Linked DNA regions of Homo sapiens: region 2 is linked to region 1. Evidence: read pairs that join two places in POLR2A ChIA-PET (ENCODE). Cell type or tissue: HCT116. All regions are shown on one strand.

The links. Peaks named below come from ENCODE experiments on the same cell type or tissue, not always from the same donor. Only the 100,000 strongest peaks of a DNase experiment are listed, where the experiment ranks them.
Region 2: POLR2A ChIA-PET joins it to region 1 with 5 read pairs; 2 of 35 experiments call an interaction of 5 or more read pairs at or near these places.

Annotation. Positions count from the first base shown.
Region 1 is chr12:13,541,058-13,545,057 of GRCh38, reverse strand. GRIN2B (glutamate ionotropic receptor NMDA type subunit 2B) reads left to right here. Exons shown (of 14, transcript NM_000834.5): 14 at 1-4,000. Among named protein-coding and RNA genes, the nearest start is that of LINC01559, 170 kb to the right of the region's middle. In HCT116, no CTCF peak of the experiment used is centred here; no DNase peak of the experiment used is centred here; H3K27ac peaks cover 1,108 bases.
Region 2 is chr12:13,612,623-13,616,622 of GRCh38, reverse strand. GRIN2B (glutamate ionotropic receptor NMDA type subunit 2B) reads left to right here. Exons shown (of 14, transcript NM_000834.5): 6 at 1-168; 7 at 959-1,130; 8 at 1,356-1,509. LOC105369668 (a long non-coding RNA gene) reads right to left here. Exons shown (of 4, transcript XR_931373.3): 3 at 1,397-1,525. Among named protein-coding and RNA genes, the nearest start is that of LINC01559, 240 kb to the right of the region's middle. In HCT116, no CTCF peak of the experiment used is centred here; no DNase peak of the experiment used is centred here.

The sequences.
Region 1 (4,000 bases):
GAGGTCAGAGAGGGGGCAATAACGCAAGTCAGGTAGGGCCTTGTAGGACACTGTCAGGATTTGGCTTTTACCAAGAGCAAGATGAGAAGTTGCTAGAAGGTTCGGAGCATAGAGTGATATGATCTGACTTCAGTTGAAGAGGAAGCTTTGGGACTGCTGTGTTGAGAGTATACCCTGAGAGGGCAGACAATGGAAGCGGCTGAAAGACCGGTTAGGAAGCTCTTGCAATAATCCTGGTAAGAGATCATAGTTGCTTGGGCCATGATGTTAGCAGGGGAGGTGATAAGAAGCAGTTGGATTCCAGAAATGTTTTAAAGAATCGATATCACACAGTTTGCTGATGAATTAGACATTGAATAAGAGAAAGAAAAATCTTAAGAATAACCTTAGAATGTTTGGCCTGAGCTATTGAAAGTTTGGAGTTGCCATCAGTGTAAGACAGGAATCCTGCAGGTGAGGCTGACTGGGAAGGAAAGCCTTATAGTTTAAGGTGTCTACAGATGTTGCAAGTAGAAATGATGATTAGGCAATTAGATATATGGACCTGGAGTTCAGGGAAAATGTATAGCCTGAAGATACATATTTAAAATTTGTATGCGTTTGGTTGGTATTTGAAGCCATGATACTGGAACTAGAGAATGAGTAGCGACAGAAGAGGATTCTCTAGACTGAGGCCCAGGGTGGAGGATTGTTCAAAGCTCCAGGAGATGAGAAGGGACCAGCAATGGGAGGAGTGGTTAATGGGTAAAGCAAGTACTATTATTGAGTAGGATAAGACTATCTGGAAACATGGAGGTCATCCCATTGATGACCTGGAAGAGAGCTGTTTCAGTGGACTGGTGGGGGCAAAAGCATGATGGGGTGGATTCAAGAAAGAGGGGAAGGAGAGGAGGTAGAGACAACAGGAATAGGCAACGCTTTAGGAGTTTGGCTGTAAAGAGGACATGGAAATAGCAGATCATAGAGAATGTGACGCCCAGGGAGGGACTTCTTTTTTTAAGATGGGAAAAATAACAGCCCATTTTATGTTGACAAGACTAATCCAGGAGAAAGGAAAAATTGATGATGCCTAGGGAGAGAGGACAATTGCTGGAGTAATGTCTTTGATGAAGTGAGAGGGCATGGGATTCAATACAAACATAGAGGGACTGGCTTCAGGGGACTAACCAGGTTTGTTTGTATTAATAGCAGGGAGATAGTGCATTTGGGCACAGATGCAAGTGGGCTGGTAAATGGGATAATGGGAGTATGCTTTTTCTGATTGATTTTTAGTAAACTATGAAAGGAGTTCATCAGTTAAGAGTGAGTATAGGGGAAGAGTATTGGAGGTTTTGGAAGGAAGAAAGCATGAATGAGTCATATAGCCATCCGGCAGGAAGAGTGAGAACAAAAATGTCGGAGACACCAAAAATATAGGAGACATGCTAGGGGGCATAAAGGAATTATTTGAGTTTTTATGATTATGAGTTTAAAGAAATTTGTTTTCTTCAGTCACCTTCAGCTGCTTAAACAGGGTGGCAAGTTAGATTGGAACAGGGTTGGGGTATAACCAGGTGAATATAATGAAAGCAAGAGATGTGGAGTCAAGGGCAACTGCAGTGTGTTAACTATAATGTTTGGTCATGGAATCTAAGCTGGGTGTAGAGGAAAGTGAGGATTTTTAGGGAAGGAGGAACAATGAAGCATATTAGAGGCAGAGGATTGAGATTCAAGCTGGGATCACTCAGTTAGTGAGTCAGAAGCAATAACGTAGAAATTAGGAGGTGGGTTGGAGAGGTGGATGCTTGAGGTTATGGAGGGCTTGCAGTTATTGGTGGTTTGGGGTCTGTTGTTGGGGTGGTGGGCTGAGATAAGATAGAGGAAAAGGTTATAGAAGGAGCAGGGGTCAAGGAACTGAGAGGCCAGGATATGGGAATTATATAGATATTGAAGTCAACAAAATGTTGACTTCCATATGATAGGAATGTAAATTATGACAGGAATGAGGGAGAGTGATTCGAGAACATTTCAATCATTGCATCAAGTAAGGGGTGCAGCTAGCCTAGTCTGATGTGCATCAAAGCTGGATTTTATGGTTGTTGCATGTTATTTTTTTTTAAAAAGGAGGGAGGATGGTCTGGAATGGCAATGAGGGGCAAGAAGGGCATCTCCACCTCCAGGCCCCAGGGCATGAGGAAGGTGCAAGTGGAAATGCTCACCACCTGGGAGTGATTCAGGGTCCTCAAAGAGGAGCCAGGTTTCTGTAAGAGCAAGAGGAAAGGAATTGCCAGGGTTGTGGCTGGTGATGAACCACTGATTCTTAGGCAGGATTTGGGAGTTGGTAAAGGAAGGGAAATGAGCTGAGATGGGAGATGTGCATGGGTATCTGGGGATGAAAGTCCAAGTGATAAGAGGGACTGGGGGTCTTGGGCTTCTCGTGGTGATTGCCCTAAGCGAGGCTGTGGGCATTTGGGGTTGGCCCTAATTGTCTCTATGTCAGATTGAGGTGGTGATGCTGCAAGTGCCCGGGGCAGGGACTTGATGGCAGCACATGGAACTCTGGTACCTCTTCCTCAGTCCTGATATTTGCTTTTTTAACTTCTACTAAAAACCCCACTGCTAACTGTGATAGGCCACAACATGTTTTTATAGATGTCAACAAATGTTATCCTGGATTGAGACCACATTTTGACTATTTATCCTGGAAAGTACACATTTTCACAGGAAATCTTGTCCTTTCTAAGGTTCCCAACTAAGCTAGTCTCGTTGTGGGGGGGTCATAATTATTTGTTCTTACTTACCTTACTCCTTGTTCATCTTTAAAAAAAAAATCAAATAAAAAGGATTGGAAAGCAACTTTGCTTCTGCCCAATTCTGCTAAATGAAAGTTTTCTCTGACAGATCATTTTGATTTTGTATTTTCTTTTGTGACAGAAACAGTGGGACAGGAGCATGGAAATGAATGAAAGTCTTTAAAAGCCTTGAGAGAGCGTTTTCAAGGATCAGGAGAGGGCTTAGAAAGAAAAGGACTCTGAGTGGGGCTGCATGAAAAGGGGGTAAGTGAGGACTCTTGGGGAGGGTCTGAAAAAAACAAGTAGTTTGGCAAGGAGAGCAGAAAAATAAAATTCCACTGTGTAGGCATTTGGAGATTTAGCAAGAGCAACCTAGAGTCTGCCCCCAGAGACACTGCACGTTGTTTCTGACACAGAGGATGCACTAATTCTATTTCCTGTGCCACCTGAAAAAATCATAATTTGAGAAGAGAAACTGTTAGGCCATTTCTAGTGAACTATTTTTCCAAACCCTCACGGAACCCTGAACAGGGTGTGAATGAGATCACAACTACTGCTGCTGCTGGTTCAGCCTCTCTGTCCACTAATAAAGGCAAACCCTTCAGCATGGTCATATCCTGCCAGCCGTTTTCCCCCAAAAGATTAAATTATGTTCATCTTGGCTCATCTAACGCCACATCTTGAGTTCTTAAGGTATCACAGCCAACTCAGTCATACCTTACTTTATGCACTGAGTACGCATTAAACTCTATTTAGGAAGGAAGAGGGAAGCAAAGGAAGCCAGGGATGGTTTTGTCATGACCTCTCTTTGCTTTCTGACCTCCCGGAATCCACTCTTTGGAAGATGTGCAGAAAACAATGTGACTTCCATTTACCCTGCCTCAGATCTCCCCTCCTTCAGACTGGCTCCCACCCCTGGTTAATGGGGTAACCTGGGTACGCCTATTTGTTAAAGGAATTTGTGGGAAGTGAGGGGCAAAATTGTTGGAGCAGAGGGAATAGATTTATGGGAGCTTTGTTACCCAGTGACTATCCCAGCATTAATACTTCAGAGTAGCCCTGACGCTTGTGGAAACATTTCAAGGGAGCTAGAGGCAATGTTACAGTGGAGATCAGAGAAGGGATGGGGCAGTGAGCTCTTGTCCCTAGGGGAAATCTCTTTTCCTCCACGTGACAGGAGCCAGTGCTCCAACAGCATCAGAATTACACTTAGCCACAATGACTGATGC
Region 2 (4,000 bases), 72 kb before region 1:
GTACTATGTGTGGCCCCGAATGTGTCCAGAGACTGAAGAGCAGGAGGATGACCATCTGAGCATTGTGACCCTGGAGGAGGCACCATTTGTCATTGTGGAAAGTGTGGACCCTCTGAGTGGAACCTGCATGAGGAACACAGTCCCCTGCCAAAAACGCATAGTCACTGAGTATGGCATCCTCTCAATGACTTTGGGTGGCATGGGAGAGTCAGCTTTGATGCACCTGTTAGCACTTGGCTGGCCTGAGACCTGAGGCATGAGAATTGGGCACTGTGTCTGATTTCTAGTTGCTTTTGAGCTGTGGGATTACTGGCAGCCCTCTGGTCTGATGTCTCGTTCTGTCCAGCTGGTGACCTGGGAAAATGATGGCCAACTTCCCACGCTAAAGTTTCTTCGGTCTTGCTTGGCCTTAATGATTAGGACCTCAAGTTTATGGAGATTTAAGTTTACTTCTGGTGTTCAAATATGTTTTCTTGGGCCAGCATGTCCCAGAATCTTGAGATTTAGAACCATTTTTTGAAAAATATAAAACTAATCTATGCTTTTAAAAGTCAGGATAATGGTTCTCCTTGGTGTGAAGTGCCTAGAGTGGGAAACAAGAGGCCTCTCTGGTACTGGTAACTTTTCTGTATCTGGATCCGGGTGCTGATTAATAAGAGTTCAGTCTGAAAAGTCATTGAACTGAAGCCTTCAAATATGCACCCTTTTCTTATGTATTTTGTACTTCAAAGGAGAATTAAAATTAAGAGGAAACATATCTCAATATGACGAGATAATGAGAATATTGCAGGTCTGTTGCCTGCTTTATTTCTTCACTCGAGTCTAGTATAAATTGTGCTGAGCTGTGAAGGGGGCCTGCTTTGGGATTGGAGGTTTTTTAATGGCAAAGGGTAATAAATGTTGGCTTTTTGTACAAAGACTTTTTTGTTTGTTTGTTTTTGTTTCTTTAATTGGCTAGGAATAAAACAGACGAGGAGCCGGGTTACATCAAAAAATGCTGCAAGGGGTTCTGTATTGACATCCTTAAGAAAATTTCTAAATCTGTGAAGTTCACCTATGACCTTTACCTGGTTACCAATGGCAAGCATGGGAAGAAAATCAATGGAACCTGGAATGGTATGATTGGAGAGGTGAGTGTCCACAAGGGCTGTTTCCATTTCCATTTTCATTTATTTTCCTTCTTCTAAATATAAGTTTAAAACGTGCTCACTTTATGCATTTCAGAAAATATAAAATGGCAAATAAGATGTATTGTTCCCACTATACAAAGAAAACCACTGATAGGCTGTATTTTCCTTGTGGTGGTCCCTTGCCCTCCTGAATGTTTTAATTGGAGCATCGCGCCTTTCTTTTAGGTGGTCATGAAGAGGGCCTACATGGCAGTGGGCTCACTCACCATCAATGAGGAACGATCGGAGGTGGTCGACTTCTCTGTGCCCTTCATAGAGACAGGCATCAGTGTCATGGTGTCACGCAGCAATGGGACTGTCTCACCTTCTGCCTTCTTAGGTAAATGATGGGTTTGCTGGTGGAAGGAAATGGACGTATGGATGGGGAAGTGAAATAAGGAAAAAAGGAGCACATGGCCAGGCTGTTCCAGCTAGAAGGTGGTTTGCTAGGAGCTCAACTCAGCCAGGGACTTCACTTAGGGGACTTCAAAATCAATTACTCTCAAACATGAAAGCTGATGAACACCCAGAAAAATAGGAAAGCATAATGCCATCTAAGAAAGTAGTACTGGGCTGGTCCTCAGAGGGCTTACTGTAGTCCCATTCCTGCCATTTAGTCAGCATGTGACCTTGAGCAAATTTGCTGTATCTGGGGACTTGGTTTCCTCATCCATAGGAGAAGTCATTTCAACCAGGCTGATCTCTGAGACTGCTTCTTGCCATAATAATTTCTAATTCTGGATATCATTGAAATATCTATTTATTTTTAATTATCTGCAAGAATTGCGCTCAGAGCTACCAAAAAAGATTTTTTGTTTCCACGCAAATTTTCTGAGGCTTTGCCAGATAGAGCTGATCTGATTCTTCCTCCCACCCCACTGCACCCCTCCCCATACCATTCTCTCCAGCATCACTTAAATGTCAAAAATCTCAGACGTGATATAAGACTGGGTGAGATGAGGCCAAGATTTCAATTAGATGAGGTCTTTTGTGAGCTCATACCCCATATTTTTTGCAGGGGCCATGGAATGAGGGGTTGGAAAATAAAACGTCACCTTGAAAACAGAACACTGGGCTAGCAGAAAGGAGACTGGGTTTGGCATAAACAAGCTGTAAGCCCCTGGACGAGTCACCGTCTCTCTAAGGCACATCAACATTTTTTAAATGGGGCTATTACAGTAGACAGTGACTAACATTTCTTTAAGCTCTAACCATAGGGAATTAATTCAATTAATGCATTGCAAAGTGGAGTTATAGGCTCCATAGAATTTTTCTATAAATTACTCAAATTTCTTAGCTAATCTTCTTACTCAGAGTGAAGCAAATTCCAGCCTTGCCAATTTTATGTGAAATGTGATTAGATAGTACACACTGTATCCAGTAATTCTCATAGCTTCTATACATATTTTATTTGCTTTTTTTTTTTTTTTTTTTTTTGCTGTGCAAGGATAGTTGGAACATTAAGAGATATAAACAAAACCACATTCTAATTCTAACCTTGTCAGTATAGCACTACCTTAACTTCTGAACTGGCAGAGCCAGTGGTACATTAATATATCCCTGGAATAGCATAGAAATGTCAGGCAGGGTGTGTTTACGTCTGTATTCAGAGGAGGAGCAGTTAGTTATAGGGATAAGAGAAGCCAACATTTATTGAGCACCTACTATATAATGTGCCAGGCATCATTGTACATCCTTTGGTTATATTAACTCATAAAATGTTATTATACCCATTTTATAGCTTAGGAAACTGAATCTTAGACCTATTAAGCCATTTTCCAGCCGTCTCTTAGCTGATAACTGGCAGCTCTAGGATTAAAATCCAGCTATGGTAGCCTTCAGAACCTGTGTTCTAGTACAAATAAGGCCGTTTCAGAGTTCAGCCCCTAACCCAGGAACCAGCATGGGGGGACAAAGAGCAATGTAATACAATGAAAAAACACAGACTTTTTGGCTCAGTTTGTAAGCTGACCCTGACACTTTCTGAGTATGAATTGGAAAGAACCTTGACCTCTCAGTCCTAGTTTACTCCTCCATAAAATAGATAAGGTAATCCCTAATGAAAGGGCCATTAGAAGGATTATATATATAGTATGTGGTAAAAGTAGTTTCTAAATTGTAAAGACCAAAACAGACGATGTATTTTGTGTATAGAAAGTTTCCCTGGGCCTAATGGGAGGAAAAGACCACAGAGGTGGTGCTTTTACTCAGTTATTCCCCAATCTTAGACAAAAGGGAAATCAGGGTAGAATTGCAATCAATTAGAGTCAAGTGTGCAGAGGTTTTCTCCACACCTCTGGAGAGAGCCTTTGAATTGTACCTCTTACGCTCGCATCTCTAGCTGCCATTGAAAGGTTTTGCATTTCACAGTTGGTGTGTTAAGCACTGGGGCTTTATCAAGATCTTTTAAAAATTGATTAAGTGACCAGGCTTTTACAATTCCTTTGGGAGTTCAATAACAAAGTAGGTTTCAGAGTAAGAAATATATTTTCTAATTTTCAGCCAATTTTTCCCCTTTTTAAACTTCATCTTTATTAATGATTTGGAAGATGGAGAAAACAGCATGTTAATTCACTTAGTTATGAGTTTACAATGTGCTGTGACAGCTAAAAAGGCCAGAACTATTTTGAGACACAATTGAGGGAGCATTGTATCATGGGACAGAATAGTGATTGTCCCTTTTTATAGGCCTTTACAGAGATGGCTTCTGGAATATAGTATCTAGTTTCTGGACACCTCCAAGCCAGAGAGATATTTAGCTCAATTGGAAAGGATTCAGCACACATGATTAAAGATATTAAAGAAAGCATATGTGGAACATTCTTGCTACC